Regions from separate parts of the Homo sapiens genome. Here region 2 is linked to region 1. Evidence: chromatin loops called from intact Hi-C (ENCODE). Cell type or tissue: A673. All regions are shown on one strand. Each heading gives the region's core, and the rest is flanking DNA. Links, peaks and the distances in the headings are about the cores only.

Region 1 (10,897 bases), core at 1,224-9,223:
TTACAGATATTTCAAAACATCATTTAAGTTCATCGCTATTTCAAAATTATGTTAGCCATTAGATCTACTGCTAGAGCTTGTTTATTTACTTATATTTTTATTTATTTTTTTTGAGACAGGGTCTTGGTGTGTCAGCCAGGCTGGAGTGCAGTTGCGCGAACACAGCTTACTGCAGCCTCGACCTCCTGGGCTCAAATGATCCTCCTGCCTCAGGCTCTCAAAGTGCTGGGATTAGAGGAATAAGCCACTGAGCCTGATGAGCTTGTTTAATTCACTATTAGGAAACATATCAATTACAATTTTACATAGTTTTAATAATATTGAAAACTACATTTCAATGTAAAATATTTCAATCAAAAATACATATGCACTTAAATATATATGTATTATTTCCATTTAAAAACATTATTCTGAGAAGGGGTATACGGGCATCCGCAGACTGTCACAGAGGTCAATAGCACAAAAAAGGTTAGGAACTCTGCTCTCATGCATGGTTGTAACCAGGCCTTCCTGGACCTCTGTGAGGTTTCATGAAGATTCAAAGACTTTGTTAACTTTTCAAAGAGATCTACGATGCAAAAGGAAGGTGGGGGCGGCCAGGCACAGTGGCTCACACCTGTAATCCCAGCACTTTGGGAGGCCGAGGCGGGCGGATCACCTGAGGTCAGAAGTTTGAGACCAGCCTGGCCAACATGGTGAAACGTTGTCTCTACTAAAAATACAAAAAGTTAGCCATGCATGGTGGCGCGCACCTGTAATTCCAGCTACTCATGAGGCTGAGGCAGGAGAATCACTCGAGCCCAAGAGGCAGAGGTTGCAGTGAGCCGCAATTGTGCCACTGTGCTCCAGCCTGTGTGGTAGGGTTCCTCCTAAATCTGATTTTGAAAATACCGTTGTTATTTTCATTCTTTCTTTCAAAATGGAGTGCCTGCCATGTGCCTTGCACAGACAAAGTCCCTTCCCTTATGGAGCTAACAGGGCAGCAGGCAGTGACCTGGGCCACTCCACTTCCCACCCCTTCCCCCAACCTCTTCAATTAAGTCAGGTTTCTAATAATCAAAAGTAGTCACTTTTATTTCAGATTGGTCTCGTCCCCCCATTTTATAGACAAAATGAGGCATCTCCACGTTTCTGTATCTCCTTTGTCTAAGGCAGAGTGCTTCACTTGCAGTAAGAAAATTATGTATCAGGAAATGGACCTTCTAAAAGGTTGGCTTTCCGTCCCCATGGTTTCATACGAAACCCTGGTATTTGTATAGACCTTTACAAAACTCTGTCACTTACATCATCTCACTTGATCAGCTCCTTGAGGAATCAGTCCCCATCCAACAGAGGAGGAAACTGAGGCTCTGAGATGTTAGGATGACTGTCTCAAGGCCACACTGCCAGTTTATGGAAGAGCTGGGAGTTCAGCTTAGCTCCCCTGACTCCAGTTAATTGCTTTGCCTACTTTGCTACAATGCTTTCTGTAAATGCTAATTTCCTCTAATCACACTGTAACACTATGACTGTGGGAATTTTTCTTCATTTTCCATATTATTTTACTCTTATTTTAAATGGGACACCCAAATATGCTTGAGGCTTTTTTAGGTAATGGAGATGGCATCCACCAATCTTCTGCTTTAACCCAATGTGTCTCTTCTGAGCTCCAGGGAAAATCAGAAAATCTGGAAAATTCTCCCTTTGAGCTATCTTTGTCCACAGTCTCAACCTTTCTAGTACCACTGAAACTTTTCTTTAATTAAAAACAAAACAAAACAAACAAAGCTTGTTGCTCTTCATGGATTTATTCAAAAATTTTAATTGAACACCTACTATGTGCCAGGCACTTTAGCTGTAATAATGTGTTCATTGTAGAAAAATTAGAAACTACACATAAACAACCAGATGTCCACCAACAGTAGAACAGGTAGATACATTGTGGTATAGACATAGAATGTATTACTACACAACATCAAAAAATGCACAAACTGGCCAGGCGAGGTGGCTCACACCTGTAATCCCACCACCTTGGGAGGCTGAGGTGGGCAGATCACCTGAGGTCAGTAGTTCGACACCAGCCTGGTCAATATGGTGAAACCCCGTCTCTACTAAAAATACAAAAATTAGGTGTGGTGGCGTATGCCTGTAGTCCCAGCTACTAAAGGAGGCTGAGGCAGGAGAATCACTTGAACCCAGAAGGTGGAGGTTGCAGTGAGCCGAGATCATGCCATGTACTCCAGCCTGGGCAACAGAGCAAGACTCTATCTCAAAAAAAAAAAAAAATGCACCAACTATAGTCACATGCAACAAAAATGCATTTTAAAACCGTAATGTTAACTTTAAAGATACATACACACCCCCACAAAATACATCCAGTACGATTTCATTTACATACATTTCAAAAATAGGCAAACTCAAACTATTCTTTAGGGATGCCTACTTAGGTAGTAAAACCATGAAAAATAAAAAGAGATGATAGGAAAAAGCTGCCTTCCAGGGAGTGGAAAAGGTTTCGGTGAGAGGCTTCTAAGGATCGCTTCTTGGCCTTTTGGCTAAGATCAAGTGAGAGGCTTCTAAGGAACGGCAATGAGGGTAGTTACATAAATATCCACTTCATCATTAAATGCTACATTTATAGCTCATTCACCCATCTGTGTGTTTTCATCTTTTAAAAAAAAAGTTTAGAAAATCCAGATAAAAATCAGGAGGAAAATAAATTCTGCCCCTGAATGTGAACATTTTGGGCACATTCACCCAGCCACTTCTTTTCTGTGCGTGCCTCGTTTTTATTAACCAAAGTAAAATCTCACTTTAATTTTTATTTTTTCATTTTATTTCCTCATCAAAGATGTTACCCTCCGTCCTGCCCAGAGGCACTTGCACCAGCCTTACACGTGTGCGGGGCTCGGATAGAGGAACTGTCCTTTATCATCATTCAGCCAGTAAAGGGAAATGACATGGACTTCCAGGCAGCTTATTTTGCTGTCAATCTTCCACCTTTGAAATTCTGATAAGAGCATGAGCCTCCTTCTACAATTTACAAAACAACATCTTTGGGCCATTGCCCCATTTTACAGATGGAGGAACTGAGGATCAGAGAGGTAAAGTCACTTTTTACCCAAGGCCATAGAGCAAGCAGCTCACTGGCAGCCTTGGCTTCTACTTCTCCCATCTTGCTGACCCTCCATTTCCCACCCCTGTCCACCCATCCTAATCTAAAAGACCTGTTCTGAGTCCTTGGCCTAAGTAACATGACCCCATCTCCACCTAGTCTTGCTCCTTTCGGGGAGTGTGGTGGCTTTCTTAGGGCCTGAGTCACACAGCCATCACTCAAGGGAGGGAGCAGGATGGCTCCCGGCTCCCAGCAGAACTTATTGCATCATCACTCATGCCTTGCCAAGTCTTATTGCTCCAACATCCCCTAAATGATAAAGTTGGATTCATTAAGTGTAAATTCAATCAAACTTGAAAGAGAGAGAGAAAATAAAAGTGACTTGGAATAAGAGAAATGGAAGCACCCGTAAGCGGTTGTTTCTTTTCCTAGGAGAAGTGGCCTCTGGGCCCTGTGTGTTCAAGGCAGCAGGAGTCAGTGGAGTCAGCAACTTCCCAGGGTGAGGCTGACCCTGAGAGGCAAGTCCTGCCTCTAGCACATGCTGGCTGTGGGACCTAAGACTCAGTTTTCTCATCTGTAGATGGGGGAATATCTACCCTGCGTGACTGCACTGAGGATAAGATGGTATCTTGTGCATCATCAGCTTATAAGAACTTTCCCACTGCTGAAGCAGCGAACTGTAGGAATATACCCAGATAGGGATTCCTGGGCAGCTTGGGGTCGGCTTGTAGATGTGAAGATGGGGGAGAGGAGACGTTGGATCTCAGGATGCAGAATTTGAGTCTCTCACACGTTGTTCCCAGAACTATGAGACTGTGGTGCACAAGGTGAAATGCCTTTTATATCAGGGTGTGTGTGTGTGCATAAAAGCAGAATTAAAAAAAATGTTTACCTGTACTGTGGCAGATACAGAGAGATATGCTAGTATTTTTTAAATTCCTTTTCTCCCCAATTCAACATCCACTAAATTGATTTCATGACCTACTAATGAGGGCCTTGGCCAACGTCACAGAGCAAGCTAGAGGTGAAACGGGTTAGAACTAGATCTCCTGGTCGCTAATCCATCTGCTGCCCATTACCTCCCGCTGGCAGGTGTCCAGCTTTGGTTGAGTTTTGTGTGAGTGCTCATCCCCGTGAGTGAGGGCCAGGAAGCAATGGGGGACTCTAGGTGTGGAGGTCCAATGGCCTGTAAACCCCCCAGGCTGGAGCAGACCTTCCCCCTTCACAGGAAGGTCTAACGTGAGTCTCTGCGCCGCCTAGGAACCTAATAAATAGGGGTTGAATGAAGGGAGACATGCAGAGACCACCCCAACCAGAGTCTGATCCTGCCTCTGCCACTGTGTCGTCGTGGAACCTTGGAAGTGGCACTTCTGCAATCTGAGCTTCACGATGACCTTTACCGGGGTGTGCTGGGGGTTGGGGGCTAAGGTTCTATCCGCCTAATGAGGAAGGGTTAATAGGAAGTTCCTTCTGGGATCCCACAGGCTGCTTTGAAGCACTGCCACCTACTGGTCACTCTCTCTCATTACACCTCGTCACTTGGAAGAGGGCTCTGTTTTCGGAGTATCTCCTAAATGCATGATCCTTTCCATGGTTCAAAATCCACCCATGACAGGCAAGTTCTCTTAATCCTCAGAACAACCGTGAGAGAAAAGCAAGTATTCTTAAATCCATCTTACATATGAGAAAATTGAGGGCCAGAGAGGTTAAGCCACTCACTCAAGGACACACAGGATTTTCACATGGATGCCCAGATTCCCAATCCAGTGCTCCTTCTGCCCATTACAAGTAGCAATCCCCAGCAGGCTGGATTTAGCCACAGGCTTTACCTCCAGCAGGCTAAAGGCTGAAAGAGTGGATTGGAGATGCACATCTTAGACTGGTCAGAGGGAAGTGGGGTGGGGTAGCTTGTTTGGATGTCGCCAAGAAATACTGTCAGGTGCAGCACGTTTCTTACTGGTTAATCAGTGCTGCTTCGGGCACTCCAGAAGACCTAGGTAGAGGACTGATTTCGAGAAATGATGTGGCTAGGAGCAGTGGCTCAAGCGTGTAATCCCAGCACTTTGGGAGGCTGAGGCCAGCGGATCACCTGAAGTCAGGAGTTCGAGACCAGCCTGACCAACATGGTGAAATCCCAGCTCTACTAAAAATACAAAATTAGCTGGGTGTGGTGGCACATACCTGTAATCACAACTACTCAGGAGGTGGAGGCTGCAGTGAGCCAAGATCATGCCACTGCGCTCCAGCCTGGGCAAAAAGAGTGAAACTCCATCTAAAAAAAAATAAGTAAATATTATATGACCATTATGAAGTGCTTGGGGGATGTGACAATAACCAGGCTAACTTGGTCCATGTAGACAGCCAAACTGTCTTGCTTAGATCTGGCAAGACCCTTGCTTAGACCTGTTTTCTTTCACAAAGCAATAAACAAATAGAGATGGAATGGGTGGTGGCTGAGAGGCTGGTTGTAGTGTCCTACTCCAAGGGGTTCAAATTCCATCTCTGCCATCTTACTCGCCCTGTGACCTTGGGCAAATTACTTAAGCCAAGCTTGTCCAACCCCCGGCCCACAGGCTGCACATGGCCCAGGACGGCTCTGAATGCAGCCCAACACAAATTCATAAACTTTCTTAAAACATTATGAGATATTTTTGTGATTTTTTTTTCAGCTCATCAGTTATCGTTAGGGTTAGTGTATTTTATCTGTGGCCCAAGACAATTCTTCTTCTTCCAGTGTGGCCCAGGAAAGCCAAACGGTTGGACACCCCAATAAGCTGCCTATAAAATGGGGATTCTCTGTTTCTTCATCTGTAAAACAAAAACATCCATAATTGTTTCTTGTTGGCTGTTGTATAAATTAAATGGGCTAATATACATAAAGCATTAGAGAGTGCCTGGAACGTGGTAAGCACTTAATAAATATTAAACATTTTTTTAAATAGGAATTGAGAGGAGAAGTCTGAGTTGCACCGACCTGGATTAAAATCCTAATTTTGTCACTGATTCATTTCCCAACCTTGGGCAATCCTCCCCTTTTCTGGGCCTTCCCCACTCAGATGGCTGGAGCATTCTGCTGGGCCATTCTCTGCTCCTTCCTGTTCCTGCTGCATGATGACCATGTCACCATCCGCACCCACATTCAAGGTCAGCGGGGTGGGTAGGTTTGGCTGGTGTGAGGCAGGGTGGGCAAGCTGGGACACATCTGTTCCCTTGGTTAGAATTGCGCTCTTATATTTTTCCCCTTAGAAACTATTTTATGCAGCAAGGTCAAGCGATCAGGACTGCAAATCAATTTAAACAAAGGCGCTGAGACAGATACCCTTGAACTTCAATGACTTAAAATAGCCTCGTTGTCATCCTTAGCCAAACGCTCAGTACCTGAGTTCACTTCACCTGTCATCACCGACTAATAAACCATCCCTTTTGTGGAAACTGATCAGAATGAAGCCTTTGAATCAAAGTGGATGTGAGGCCTGCTTGGATTAATAGAGCTGCATTAGCCCCCTCCCATGTTTCCAGGATGGCTACAGAGGTTGATGCATTCTTAGGGAAATGAATATCTTATTAATATTAGGAAGACCAGACTAGCCATCTTAAGAATGACCCTGGCTGCTCTGTGGGTAGCCAAGTGCAGCACAGCCTTCTTTATGGAATGCCTCAAAGTTCTGCCTTAGAAACCAGGGTGGAATTGCTGAAAAAGGGTTGGTGATGGTGGAGGAGAGGCAGGGGAGTTAGGGAGTTTTTATTTGGAAAGGAAAGAAAACTAAGACTTACTCAGTACTTACTGTGTGCCTCAAACTGTGCCAGGGGCTTTAGACGAAGTAATTCACATCAGCCCCACAATGACTCTGTGTGGTAGGTGTTTGACACTACTTTAAAAAATAAGAGCCTTGCCAGGCGCAGTGGCTCACGCCTGTAATCCCAGCACTTTGGGAGGCTGAGGCAGGCAGATCACCTGAGGTTGGGAGTTCGAGACCAGCCTGACCAACATGGAGAAACCCCGCTTCTACTAAAAATAATCAACCGGGCGTGGTGGCGCATGCCTGTAATCCCAGCTACTCGGGAGGCTGAGGCAGAAGAATCACTTGAACCCAGGAGGCGGAGGTTGCAGTGAGCCGAGATTGCGCCATTGCACTCCAGCCTGGGCAACAAGAGCAAAACTCCTTCTCAAAAAAATAAATAAATAAATAAAAAATAAGAGCCTTATTGAGATATAATGCACATACCATCAATTCACCTTTTTAAAGTGTATAAGTCAGTGGTTTTAGTATATTTGTTTCCGGAGGGCTCAGGAGGGTCCCTGAATGCCAGTGAGACCCCAGCCTCCGCTAGTGTCGAGAAAAATTTCAGGGATAAGTCAGAATGAATCGAAAGGCAAGAAGCTTTTATTGCAAAGGGAAAGTACACACTTAAGAGAGAAGTGCAGGTGGACGTGTGAGAACAAGTCATGAGCAATGGCGTTGGGTTTTTTAATTTTATGGGTGTTTCTTTAATTAGAGGATGGAATAATTATTAGGTATTCTAGAAAACAAGGGAATGTCAGGAACCCCGTTTTCCTCTCCGTTTCTCCCTTATTTGGGTTTGCCCAGAAGAGTTATGCCCATTTTCTCTCCTTTATTTTGTGTTTTCTGTTATCCTGTGGTTTCTTTGCCTAGTTCCTGTTTTAGCTGTTGTCTGGGTTTTTACACCCTCCTGTGACTATCTAGTGCCATTCCTGTCTCATATTCACTAAGTTTTGTTTTTGTTTTTTTTTTTTTTAGAGACGGGTCTTGCTCTGTCACCCAGGCTGGAGTGCAGTGGCACAATCATAGCTCACTGTAACCTCAAACTCCTGGGGTCAAGTGATCCTCCTGCCTCAGCCTCCTGAGTAGCTAGGACTATAGGTATGTGCCACCACACCCGGCTTTTTTTTTTTTTTTTTTTGTATTTTTTTGTAGAGATGGAGTCTTGCTATGTTGCCCATGCTGGTCTTGAACTCCTGGCCTCAAGCCATCCTCCTGCCTTGCCCTCCCAAAGAATTGGGACTGCAGACACGAGCCACAGTGCCTGGCCTGTATAGTCACCAAGTTGTGCAATCATACCATTATCTAATTTCAGGATATTTTCATCACCCATGAAGAAACTTTACATACCTGAACAGTCACTCCCAATTCCCCATTCTCCCAACCCCTGGCTACCGCTAATCCACTTTCTGTCTATATAGAGATTTCAAATCTAGACATTGCATATAAATGGAATCGTATAATATGTGGCCTTTCGTGACTGGTTTCTTTCATATAACATGATGTTTTCAAGGTGTATCCGTGTCGTAGCATGTGATCAGTACTTTATTGCATTTTATGGCTGAATAGTATTCAATCATGTGGATAAAATACGTCTTGCTTTATCCAATGATCAGTCGATGGACATTTGAGGTTTTCCTTTTTTTTTTTTTTTTTTTGTCTATTATGAACAGCGCTGTTATGAACATTTATGGAGATGTTTTTGTGTACACATATGGTTTAAATTCTTTTGAAATGGGGAGTGGAATTGCTGGGTTATGTAGTAACTCTATGCATAGCCTTTTGAAGAACTGTGATACCGTTTTCCAAAGTGACTGCGACATTGTACCTACCGGCAACCAATGAAGCTTCCAATTTCTTCACGTCTTTGCCAATGCCTGTTAATGACCATCTTCTGGACTATGGCCATCCTAGTGGACATGAAGTGCTATCTCCTTGTGGTTTTGATTTGCATTTCCTGAGTGATTAATGATGAATGTCTTTTCACGTACTTATCAGTCATTTGTATATCTTCCATGGAGAAATGCACATTTAAATCTTTTGATATTTGATTATAAATCCAATTTTTAATTATTTGTTTTTTGATTGAATTGTAATATTTCTTTATATATTCTGTATAAAAGTCTCTTATCAGATATATGATTTGTAAATATTTTCTCCCATTCTCTTTATTACTTTCTTGATAGTGCCCTTTTAAGTAAAAATTAGAAGTTTCAAAAAACTAAATGTTTTTAATGTTTGATGAAGTTCAATTTACCCACTTTTTGGTCACTTATGTTTTGGTGCCATATCTAAGAAACCCATTGCCTAGTCCAACCTCCGCCTTCTGGGTTCAAGTGATTCTCCTGCCTCAGCCTCCCGAGTAACTGGGACTACAGGTGTGCACCACCACACCCAGCTAATTTTTTTTTGTATTTTTAGTAGAGACAGGGTTTCACCGTGTTGGCCAGGATGGTCTCCATCTCCTGACCTCGTGATCCCCCTGCCTTGGCCTCCCAAATTGCTGGGACTACAAGCATGAGCCACTGCACCCAGCCCCTTTTAAGAGTTTTATAGTTTTCGCTAGAAGATCTACGATCCTTTTTCAGTTAATTTTTAACTAATTTGTGAGGTAAGGGTCCAACTTCCTTCTTTCACATGTGGATGGCCAATTGTTGCAGTGCCATATATTCAAAAAACTATTCTCTCCCTATTTAATTGTCTCAGCATCCTTGTTGAAAATCAGTTGACCATAGATATATGGGTTTAGTTCTGTACTCTCAAGTCAGTGCCATTGACCCTATGTCTATCCTAGGCCAGTATCACACTGTCTTGATCACTGTAGTTTTGAGAAAGTTTTGAAATCAGAAAGTGTGAGTTCTCCAATTTTGTTTTTCAAGATTGTTTTGGCTATTCTTGGTCCCTTGTACTTCCATGTGAATTTTAGGATCAGCTTATCCATTTCTGAAGAAAATAATTTGGAATTTTGCATGGATGGCACTGAATATGTAGAGCAGGACAAAAAGCAATCATAGAGCAATCTGATGAGTCCTGCCTTCTTAACAATGTGAAATCTTCCATGAACACAGGTTGTCTTTATATTTATTTAGGTCTTTAATTTGTTTCAACAATGTTTTGTAGCTTTTGTGTGCAAGTGTTGCACTTCTTTTGTTAAATTTATTTCTAAGTATTTTATTCCTTTTGAAGCTATTATACATTGAATTGTTTTTCTTAATTTGTTCTCAGATTGTTTATTGCTAGTGTATGGAAATACAATAGACTTTGATATATTACTCTTTTATTCTGCAATATGGTTTTCGATCCTGTTGTAAAGATAGGAAGACAGAGGATCACACAGCGTGCGTGATTAGCTTGGGATGACCTGGCTTTTTGTCCTGCCAATCTCCCTTTCTTTGCAGAACCACTCTTCTCAGCTGCAAGGGAATCCTGCTCAGTCTATGTAGTGAGCTTATTCCGCCTTCTCTCCCTCACCCCAGGGATGAGGTACCACCATCTTTTCCCACCACTGGTGAAATCCTGCTATAGAAAGAAGTCGGCTGGGCGCAGCGGCTCATGCCTGTAATCCCAGCACTTTGGGAGGCCAAGGTGGGCAGGTCACCTGAGGTCAGGAGTTTGATACCAGCCTGGCCAACGTGGTGAAACCCCATCTCTACTAAAAATACGAAAAATTAGCTGGGTGTGTTGGTGGGCGCCTGTAATCCCAGCTACATGGGAGGCTGAGGCAGAAGAATCACTTGAACATGGGAGGTGGAGGTTGCAGTGAGCCAAGATGGCACCACTGCACTCCAGCCTGGGCAACAGAGTGAGAATCCATCTCAAAAAAAAAAAAAAAAAAAGAATGAAGTAAACATAGAAAAAAATCACAATAAGAGCTGAAGCAAGAAAGAGGGGTCTGTCACCATCATTGAGCACCTGGATCCAGCCCTACCTAAAGCTAGTAACTCTAGAGTTTCCGGATACATTAGCTAATATTTCTCTTTAGCTTAAGGTTATTAGAACTGGGTTTCTGTCCCATGAAACC
Region 2 (10,897 bases), core at 1,980-9,979, 190 kb before region 1:
CTCTCCTTTGGCATAAGAATCCAAACGGAGTGGATGAGAAAGTGTCTTAGAAGAAATGCTACTGGGACCCAGGCCAGTTACAATCCTTTTTCAGCCATCGCCATCTCTTCAAACTGCTCTGGTTTGGGGTTTTGTTGGGCAGGGGGTGGTAATGTTTATTTATTATGTTAAGAATCTTTTTTTGTGATGGTGTGGTGTAACAAACCCATAGAACGGGGATTGGCAAGCAACAGTCTGTGGGCCAAATCCTGCCCACCATCTGTTTTGGTAAGGAATTCATTTACATATTATCTCTGTTCCTGGCATGTTCCCACTACAAGGGCAGGGCTGAATACTTGCGACGGAGACGTCTGGGCTATAAAGTCTAAAATACTTACCATCTGGCCCTCTGCAGAAAAATGTTGCTAACCCCTGGTGTAGAACAGTGTACAAATCCTAAGTGCACAGCTTGTTCAACTTCCACAAACTGAAACCACCCAGGTAACCAGCACCCAGCTCAAGAAACAGAACCCTGAAGCCCCTTCCCCAGGGGAACCGCTCTTCTGACTTCTACCGGCAATAATTAGTTTTAGCTGCTTTTGCCCTTTCTCTATGCAGAATCTTAGAGGCTGAACTCTGTTTACGCCTGGCCTCTTTTGCTCACCATTGTTTGTGAGTCATCCATGTTGCTGTGTGTAGCTATAAATTGTTCGTTCTCACTACTTTACAGTAGTCTTTTGTGTCACTAGACTTACTTCTCCATTCAATGAGCTCTGGGCATTTGGGGGCTTCTAGTTTGTTAGGAATGGTGTGCTAAGGACATTCTAGTTTGCATCTTGCAGCAGATATACACCCGTTTCTGTTGGCGACATACCTACACGTGGAACTGTGACTTCTGAAGCTTCAGATTATTGGGTGGGGAGATTCCATCCTAGTCTACACCAGCTTGGCTGCTCACTTACCAGGCGCTTGGGGCCTAGAACTGGAGGGATGGCAAGCAGGGCCTGTGAGCAGCAGTGCTGTCGCAGATGTCAAGGCCCTGTGCCGCCCCAGGTGCTGGGATATGGCACCTCAGGGCAAATCACCAATAAGCAATTAGTGCCCCTGGCTGTGGGGGCTCAGGAGAAAACTCTCCAAAGCAGCATTTCCCAAAAGTCAACTACGGAGCCCCAGAGTCATGAGTCAGAGTCAAAAGAACACAAGGACCCGCATATCCAGGGCACCCATGGGAGATGCACAGCTGTGTCTGTCAATGAAGGGCTGGAAATGTCCACAAGAAACCTGCTCCCCTTAGTGAAACTCAAGGTCTCCCAAAGTTACTTGGCCAGAGAAGTCGTCATGGACAGAACACCCACTAACCTTCCCAGAATGAGCCTGCCATGGAGCACGCTTTGGGAAGGGCTGCTCTGAGGTACCGCATTGCGGTTTTGTAAGGATGGTCTGGCCCCCAAGCTTGGACCCCAGCACTGTGTCTCTCAGAGGCCACCTGGAGCAGTTCTGGGGGAGGGGACAAGCAGCTCCTCTTCATCCCACCCCAAGCCCTCGCCCCTCAGCAGCCCACGAGGAGGAAAAAGTACTCACTGCTTTGGGAGGCTCCCTCCCCTGAGGTGGCTTCGGTGTCTGCAAAGAGAGAGAGAGAGGGATGGGGGTGGGGCTACCGGGCCAATGACAGGGCCAGTGCCAAGTGCAAAAGAGAACATGGAAGCCACAGGGGAAGAGCTCACAGTCCCGCACCGGGCCCCTGATGCCAGCCTCTCCTCCCTGTCTGCCAGGCTCCGGGAGGAACAGACGCCATCCCTCCTGTCTGCAACTCCCAAGCTTGTCATGAGGAACACACACACTGACCTCAGCAAGTGCCCTGTGGGGGCCACTGACACTGAGCAGTGATGAGATGTCCTGGGAGGCGTGAGGCCAGTGGGGAGCAGGGGGTGCCCTTGGGCGCAGGTCTGGTGTGTCCTGCAGAGTCCCCCTCCCACACCTGAGCTGTCCCGCATCAGGAGGCCTCCCTTCTCCTGCCTGGCACCCTGTCCTACTGATGAAAGTAGGAGGAGAATGGGAAAGGCTGGAGCTGTCAGGGCCTCTGGGGTCACCCACGAGGGGCCCAAGTGGGAAACAGGCAGACAGTGGGAGGTGCGGCCCCTGGGCTCTGCCCCAGGGACACTCCTCTCACCTCGGTGCGCCCGCACGTGGGTCTGGAAGCAGTTGTAATACTTGTACTTCTTGCCACAGATTCCGCATTCGTAAGACCCTGGAAAACAGAAGAGGAAAGGACTGGTCACCCAACCTCTGTGACCACAAGGTCCCAGGACCCACAGGCGATGCCTACAAGTGTGGCTAACTCTCTGTCCCAGGGGCAGAGATGGTCCCTGGCAAGGAGGCAGCACCGAGCTAGAAGTCACGAGGCCTGGGTCTAGATCCAGGTTTGCCCTCCACTCTGTGGGTGACCTTGGGCAAGGCACCCCCCCATCTCTGGGCCTCAGTTTCCAAATCTGTAAGATGGAGAAGGTAACTTCTTCAGCTAATTCTCAGCCCTACACCTTGAGGGGAAAAAGGAAATGAATGTTAAAAGTGCTCTGAAAGGAATAAATTGCATCCACATAAGGAAATCATTACTTCAACGCATTACAATAATTTCTAGCAACCCCTTTTCCTTGCCGGAATGGGACAGAGATTAAGACAGACAGACTGAATCAGACACACCTGGGTCCCTGTCCCTGTTCTGTCACTTACCAGCAGCATGACCTTGGTAATTTCCTTAGATGCATGAAGCCTCAGTCTGCTGATCTGCAGAATGGGACCACATGCACCTACCTCGTAGGGGTGGCCATATACTCCCTGTAGGAAGTGCCCAGCCCTACTCTAGACAGGCTCAGCAAGGAGAGGACCGCCCCCCACACCTGCTGAGGAGTTGTCTTGTTCCCTCAGACACACAGAGACCGACATGGTGTAAATGCCTGGCCCCCCCAGCCCCTTGCCAGGCCCTTCTCCCAGGAGCAGGGAGACTGAAATGGCCAAGCTCCTAGTGAGCACTGCAGAGAGGTTAAAAGATGAGCCTGCCCATGTAGAGGTCAGAGCAAAGGCCCATGGTAGGAAGCCAAGAAGAGCCCCTCAGATCCAGCCTGGCAGGGACCCCAGGGGCAGAAACCCTGCCTGCTCCCCATCTAAATCAGCCCTCATGAAGGCCTGATGCCACCTGGGCCCAGGCCTTGCTCTTCCTAACAGAATAGCCAGGGAGCGTGGACAAATGCAGAGGCCCCGGCCCACTCCAGGCTTAGCGATCTAGAGTGGCTGGGGTGGAGACCTGCCTATTCCAAGGTCCCCAGGGAATTCTGGTGCCCAGCATCTGGGGATGGGAGAGGCAGACCTGGGATAAGAGTCTTAACTCTGTCATTTACTGGCTGGGCCTCAATTTCCTCCTGGGAAAAATGCGGATGACTCAAGTGTGTTGGTGTGAAGACTGAGTTTGCATGAAGAGTGTTCCCAGCACAAGACCAGCCCCTCCGTGCAGGTGAAGATCATTAACTCCTACTCCCTTTGTCTTGCCTGGAAGCAGAGGCCCGTTTCCTGAGTGTGTACCTGAGGCATGAAGTGAAGCTGGAAGAGCACTGGATATGGAGTCTGAAGCCTAGTTCAGCTCTGCTATCCCTTAGCTCAGGGGGGTCCAACCTTTTGGTTTTCCTGGGTCACACTGGAAGAAGAATTGTCTTGGGCCACACATAAAATACACTAACGATGGCTAATGAGCTAAAAAAAAAATCACAAAAAGACTTACAATGTTTTAAGAAAATTTATGACTTTGTGTTGGGCCGCATTCAAAGCCATCCTGGTCCACATGCGGTCACGGGCCGTGGGCTGGACAAGTTTGTCTTATCTGTTTGATCTCGGACACATCCTTTTTTTGATCTCGGACACAACCTTTCACTTGTCCGAGCCTCTGTTTCCCCACCTGCAAAACCGGACTCTGATTCCTACAATTCATGACTGAGGTCTGTATCAACGAGGTTCATCATGTGAGTCGGCTGGCACACCACAGGTACTGAGGAACAGGAGCCGGTGCCACTGGTACTACTGTGGGTCACTCCAAGGGCCGCTGTCATCCTAACACCAGCGTGGGATTTAGGAGTCTGTTATTTAGTGGTTTGTATGTGTATTACCCTTGTCACACAGGGAAAAATACAATCACGTGGAGGACAAAGATGAGATTGCATATTTCTTTGTATTTAGCCCTGTGATTGGCACACAGCGAGGGCTCCATAAATCCATGGTGTCTTGCTGTTGTACTCATCTGTCACTGAGTAATAATGCCTCCAACTCTCTTCCTGCTGCCTCCACCCACTCTTCAGCAGTTTCTGCCAATTCCCCTTCAACCAGTGAAGAATTTACGAGTGCCTGCAATGTGCCGGGCACTGAGGCCCCAGCAATGAGCAAGGTGTGCTCCCTGTCCTCCATCTAATAGGAAGCAGACAGGCCAGCTGGCACAGGGACAACGCACGATGATGGCGTTAGGGCAGCAAGTGCAGGGCCTGGGGGCACAGAGGCAGGACCCTGGCCCAACTGCAGTGGGGGGCCCAAGTCAGTGGAGTAGATACTGTTTACAGCCAAGTCAAGGCCTGATTGGCAGGCAGTATGGAGTTCACCCCAAGCTGTGGGAGAGCTGTGGGCACATGCAGCCTTGCCTGCAGGTGTCACCCCACAGAAGGAGTCATGGGGGGCATGATGGCTCCTCAGCCTCTCCTCGGCTGGCTCCTGACCCCCAGTGCAGAGTGAGGCAGCCTGTCTGGCACACGGAGTCTCTGGACTGAGCACTGTGTGCTGGTAGGAGGGACCCTGAGCCTGCCCCTCATGCAGCGTAAAACCCAGGGCCCCGCCTGCGCCTCGCTCAGCCTAAAGCCCAGGGCCCCACCTGCCCCTCGCTCAGCCTAAAACCCAGGGCCCCGCCTGCCCCTAGCTCAGCCTAAAACCCAGGGCCCCGCCTGCCCCTCGATCAGCCTAAAACCCAGGGCCCCGCCTGCCCCTCGCACAGCCTAAAGCCCAGGGCCCCCACCTGCGCCTCGCTCAGCCCGACTCTGGGCTTCAGGTTCCCCTTTGTGATGGGGCCAGGGAGGTGAGAGGTGGGGCATGGGGAGAGTTCACTAGAGGGGCAGCCCTCAGTGCAGTGATGCCAGCAAACCTGGGTGCAAACCCTGGCTCACCACATCCCAGCAGAGGGAGCCCTGGACAAGTCATGGAACCACCCACACCTCAGGTTTCCTCCCTGTAACACTGTACACCCCTCAGGGGAACGGGTTGTGAGGGATAACGTGGTGGCTCCTTAGCACAGGGCCTGGTCCACAGCAGGCACACGATACAGGTCAGCTGCTGTTACTAGCAGCATTTTCCGAAGTTTATTCTTTGGAACCCAACTTCCTGAATGCACCCCAGCAAAAAGAGGACCATGGCCAAGAGTGCATGAGGGAGACCTCGTGGCGTGGCCTGTCCTGGGGAGGCCACTGCACAGGGGCAGCCGCAGGCCCTGCGAAGTCCTGCAGGGAGAGAGGTCAGCTACTGTTTAACCCAGGGTCTCCCAAACACATTTGGCTTGGAACCCTTTTGTCCCCTTGGCCTGTTTCAGAGTTGCGGCCCATAGGAAGTGCTGCCAAAATGCTCTGGACATTCTAGGCGTCCAGATTTCCACATGCTCTATCGTCCCTCCAGTAGTCCAGTACTTCCAGGGTCCCAGTCAGATTTGCTCACATGTAGCCAGGACAGGGGATGAAGAAGGTGGCCCCTCTTGACCCTGAGATGCTAACAGGGGCCTGCTTACTCAGGTCTGTAACTGATGGCTGTGTCCAGCTGTGCCCCCACCCATACTGGCCCCGGATCAGGCACTACCCCTTGGCCATCACGTACCAGATGCATATCTCAATGCTTGGTCAAAAATCCAGGTCCCTGAATACCGGCTTCGCACAGATCCACCGTGGGGGCTGCCTTCGGGCGCTTTTCCATCTGAATTACGTAAGAAATCAGAAAGAGCCCTTAAAGTTGGAGAATGCCTGGAAGGTTAGGGAAGGGGCGAAGTTGGCTGCACTTTGAGAAGCGTGGACAAGATCACACTGCCTACCTCTTCGTTAAAAACCTTGTGCTGGCCAAGGGGCATCCACATGTTCCCCAGGGAGGCTGGCACATGGCAGAATACAGCAGCCATGGGTCAACAGCTCCCTGAATTCAGTTTTGTGTTTTCTCTATATTCTGATTCAACATATGGTTAGAACACACAATTTCTACCCAAAAACCCTCCAGCAAAATCACCCTCCAAGGACATGTGCCCCACGGGTGCAGTGTCCATGCATCCCCCTGGCCTGTGGCCACCACAGACCCAGACTGATGCAGTGGTGCAAGGAGGGCCTTCTTGGGGACTCAGCTCAGGCAGTCCTCAGCCCCGACGCCTGGCTCCCTGCCCAGCACGCTCCCTCTTCTGTTCATCCCAGCCACTTTTTTCCTCTATGAACCATGGCTATCACCATCACCACCTGTCTGGGCTCACTTCATCTGCAATGTTTCCATGCAGACTGACCTCTGCCCCACTGCATGGGTGAGGAAGCAGAGGCTAGGGCAGCTGTGTGCAGCATTTCGCCCAGTTCATGCAGCCAGTTAGTGGGCTCGGGGTCCTGGCTCAGGGGTTTCTCACACCAGCTCAGTTCATCCTCACAATTCCAGCAGGTAAAGGTGATTATTATCCCCATTTTTCAGATGAGGAAAGTGAGGACCAGAGGGGCAACGAATAGCACCAGAGGTCGGTCAGATCTGATTTGCTCCCAAGCCACACAACTAGCTTCTTGGAAAGCACCAGGAAGAAATGGTGCTTGTGGGCTGTGCGCGGTGAATCTCAGCATTTTGGGAGGCCAAGGCAGGCAGATCACTTGAGTTCATGAGTTCAAGACCAGCCTGGGCAACACAGCAAGACCCCCATCTCTACAGAAAACACAAAAATTAGCTGGGCATGGTGGAGCACACCTGTAGTCCCAGCTACTTGGGAGGCTGAGGTGAGAGGAACACTTGAGCCCTGGAGGTCGAGGCTGCAGTGAGCTGTGATTATGCCACTGCACTCCAGCCTGGGCAACAGAGTAAGACCCTATCTCAAAAAAAAGAAAGAAAGAAGAAAAAAGAAGAAGAAGAAAGAAGAGGAAGAAGAAGAAAAAAAAAAGAAAGAGAGAGAGAGAACCTTTACCAGGTCTCATTTCCGTCCACCATCTTCCCAGAAGTCCTCATGAGGCTGGCAACTCAACATCCGTCGCAAGGATGAGCATCAGCTTGGCTAGTGGCTGGCAAGGAACTGGGCTCAAAGTAGGCCTTGGGGATCCAGAGCCATGCTACTGCCACCACCCCAGGTCACCTGCTGGATGTCAGGCAAGCTGTGTGTTCCTTTCAGTCATGGCACTTTCCTTAAATGCTACAGGGCAGCAGAGCCCCCCACTATGTCTGGTGCTGCCACAGGACTCCCCAGAGTGCCCTATTGAGAGCCCTGGGACTGCTCCCAGGGATGGCTGGCAGGGCTTGCCAGCACACAGGAGGCAGGAGCGGACTTTTCCTCTTCCCATTCCTGCTATCACAAGTGATGCAACAGTCGCCATCCCAACTAATCCGAGTTCACAGCTCCCACTGAGCACTTTCCCTAAACACCTGGCTTAGCTCCCTCCCAGAGCATCAGACAGACCAGGCGAGGACAGGGGGTCTAGTTCCTGAAGTCACAGAGGGGGACGCTGGGAAGATGCCTAGGAGAGGATGCAGGCTTCTGAGAAAGAATGTGGGGTAGCAACCCTTTGCACCCAGCCAGGTCTAGAGAAGCTCGGGCACCTTTCACAATACACAAAATGTGACAAGATAGAAATCCAAAGCTGGTGAATGAGAGAAGAAAAACGCAAGGGTAGGGACAGAAGGCTGGTTCCTTACAATGGACAGTCCCATATTTAGCTCAGAGCGTCTCAGGAGCCACTGTTCAGAGAACAAATGTTCAGGAGTGTGTCCAGCCCTCTCTGTTCAAACATGCAACAGGAGCTGGGTCCAGGGCTTGCCGAATGACAGGGGATCTGAACAGGGAAGTCATGGACAAGTGGGTTTCCTGAGGCTCTGGGGCTTGGCCTCAAACCAAATGTCCTCTGGAGCAGGGTCTTCTGAGTGAAGCACAAATCTCCTGGGGGTGTGTGGTGGCTGCCCAAGGGGTAAGTAGGTCCACACAGCCTTAAGAGAATCATCAGCTTCTAAATGTGTTCTTTCCTAAAATCAATGTGCCAGAGAATCTGGCAGGTGGGAGGCCCCACTCGCTGGTTCTTCCCACTCTCACCTTCACCCTTGTGCCACGTTACAAACAAAAGACGATCCTTTCACCCACCCCTAATCCTACCACGGTGCCTGCCCCAAGAGATGAAAACCCTGGGGCTCCAAGCAAAGAGGTGACCCTACAATACTGGTGTCGGGCTCAGAAAGTGAGTGGATCTAATGACCAGGAACAACTCCTTTTTTGAATCGGGTGACTTCCAACTCTCTGCTCTCAACAAAATTAGAGGAGGATATAATGGAGTTGTCAGCGAAGAGACCATTAAAAATATCATCTGATGATAGACCCCTGTGTGATTTCTGGCATACAACTTGGAAGGAATTCAAAGAATTGAGTGACACTGCTAAAACAAAACTCTATCCACTGCCAGCTACTTACATATGTGACTGAGCTTTCTAAGCACTTAGACCTACAAAAACCAAAAGATAGGAATTAAATTAATGTCGAATCTTGTCTCCTTCTAGCAATAAGAAATATTAATTCAGAGATACATGAGCCAATTGAGAAAGAAATGAAGCCCTATCCATTTCATTAAGAGATGCATTTTCAATAATTTTTTACTTTTACATTTACTATTTACCTAAATTTGTTTTTGATGAATTGTATGCTAATAACAACTCAATCTGGAAAAAAAAAATGTTGGAGAATGTAGAGCTTTATGATCCCAGGAAATTTTTTTTTTTTTTAGAAATTTCAATTTCAATTTATGTACATCTTGTTATGGTGATGAGTGTGAAACAGTGATCAATAAAAGACTTTCAAGCATAAAAAATATATTTTACATTAGGATAAAACCCTGTGGGGGCAGTGGACTGGAAATATGAGCTCAAGGAGAAAAAGGAAAGATGTAAAATTTCTGACTGTTAAAGATAGGCTTGTTCATATGTTTTTGAAGTGATGATGGTGGATATCAAATAGTGGTAGTGTTTGGATTCCCTTGGATACATTTTGAAAATTGGTTCACAGTTTTATTTCCAAAATGCCACCTTTTTTTTTTTTTTACACAATATCCTGGAAATTATATCCTTTGCAATGATTTAAACTTTGGATAAAAATGTTAGATGGCAACTCAAACATGTGAAAAAGAATATACAGTTTTCAAAATTCTTTTAGGAGGTATTGAGCAAAAACAAATGTTTGAAAACCTTGGCCTTTTAGGTTCCTGTCACTCTAGAGGTAACCCCAGAGGCATCAATGTCCTGAGGTTCCAGCTAATAGCAGTGGTACTGGTTTTACGTTTTTTGTCCCGTTAAAAACACTTCCATACCTATTACGTCACTCTGCCCCCAACAATTCTACTGGAAAGAGGGGCAGACTTTTATTCTACCTACTGACCATTCAAGACACGGTGGCTTAGAGAAGTTAAGGGGCTTATTCAAGTCCCCACAGTAGGGTAAACCCTGGGCTCTTGACTTACAGCCCAAGGGCCCTTTCTAACAGGGACCCTCTAACCCTTCAGACCCCAAGAGGAAGCGTCAGTAGCAGAGACAGGACGCGCCTGGGAGGGTGGCCAGAACTCCTCCTTTCCGAGTGGCTGCAGCAAAGAGCTGAGTGTTGGTTCTGGCAGGCTCTTGTGTGAGGCCCTGCCAACAACCTATTGAAACAGGAAACGAACTATCAGCTGGCACGATGAAGCAGGACCTGGCACCTACGCTGCCTGGGTCTGTCACAGGCTGAAACCCACGTGGCTGTGTCTGAATGACTGTCAAGCTCTTCTGCTGCTCCTTCCAGCGCCATAGCCTGGCTGCTGCCTCCTGGTTGGAGCTCCTTCCTCCTCTTTTCCTGGCTCTCTGGGCTGCCCTATGTGTGTGAGAACACCTCTGTACCTCGGTCCTGAAAGCTTGCTGCCTAGAAACATCCTTGCAGAATCCAGTCTCCCATCTATCTCATCCTTGACTCCCGCTCCTGCACTTTGTCCAGTGACCCTCCCTGATCACCTATGTCAGGACGGGGAACTCACTCCCTCACAGGCTTATGTCCAGTTACCAAACAGTTCCCATGATCACACGAAGTCCTTCCTTTTACTGAGTTGAAATCCCCTCCTGGAGACTTCTCCGTATTGGCTAGGACACCCTGGAATGTGTCTGCTCCATGCGCACCTTGCAAAATGCTGTAAGTTGTGAATATTTAGATTCCATTATCCCCCTCTTCAGGTCTCCACTATCGGGGAATAACCCAGTTGGTCCCTGTCCCTCATCTGAAGAGGGGTCAAGTCTGGGTCACTCATTCCCTCCACGGTCTCCTGCACTGCTACTGAGGAAACTCAGTTAAGTCTCGGGTCTCTGGGCCCCTACTGCTCTCCCTGGACTCCCTCATTAGTAAACACCTCAGGATTAAGGACCAGTGGTTTCACAGCATAGGAAAGAGTACCCACTGCTTAACAGTACACCTGGACCACCATAATGGGATGCGGGCATCCTTATCTCTCAGAGCCAGGAAATAGTCTAAGGGCTGGATGCTCTCACTGTTGTAAACCCAACTTGCCTTATCTTCATCAAGAAGAATGGCAAGTAGGTTTCCACTTCTAATTTTTCAATTCTAGCTGACTGGCAGAGACCTCTTGGCATACTGTGTTGAGAAGGATTCTGAGGTGCATCATTGGAC

The links. A loop is a pair of places that touch in the nucleus more often than their neighbours do. Peaks named below come from ENCODE experiments on the same cell type or tissue, not always from the same donor. Only the 100,000 strongest peaks of a DNase experiment are listed, where the experiment ranks them.
Region 2: it touches region 1 in a loop (6-fold over the local background); 8 of 110 quality-filtered maps call a loop at or near these places.

What each region holds. Positions count from the first base shown.
Region 1 is chr9:113,801,268-113,812,164 of GRCh38, reverse strand. No RefSeq gene overlaps it. Among named protein-coding and RNA genes, the nearest start is that of ZNF618, 70 kb to the left of the region's middle. In A673, for the core only: a CTCF peak has its summit at 4,611 (motif pointing left); a DNase peak (open chromatin) is centred at 4,584.
Region 2 is chr9:113,993,326-114,004,222 of GRCh38, reverse strand. It overlaps ZNF618 (zinc finger protein 618), which reads right to left. Exons shown (of 15, transcript NM_001318042.2): 4 at 5,869-5,964; 5 at 2,150-2,227; 6 at 1,561-1,599. Among named protein-coding and RNA genes, the nearest start is that of AMBP, 80 kb to the left of the region's middle. In A673, for the core only: CTCF peaks have their summits at 4,980, 5,179 (motif pointing right) and 9,804; DNase peaks (open chromatin) are centred at 4,262, 5,212 and 9,902; H3K27ac peaks cover 1,857 bases.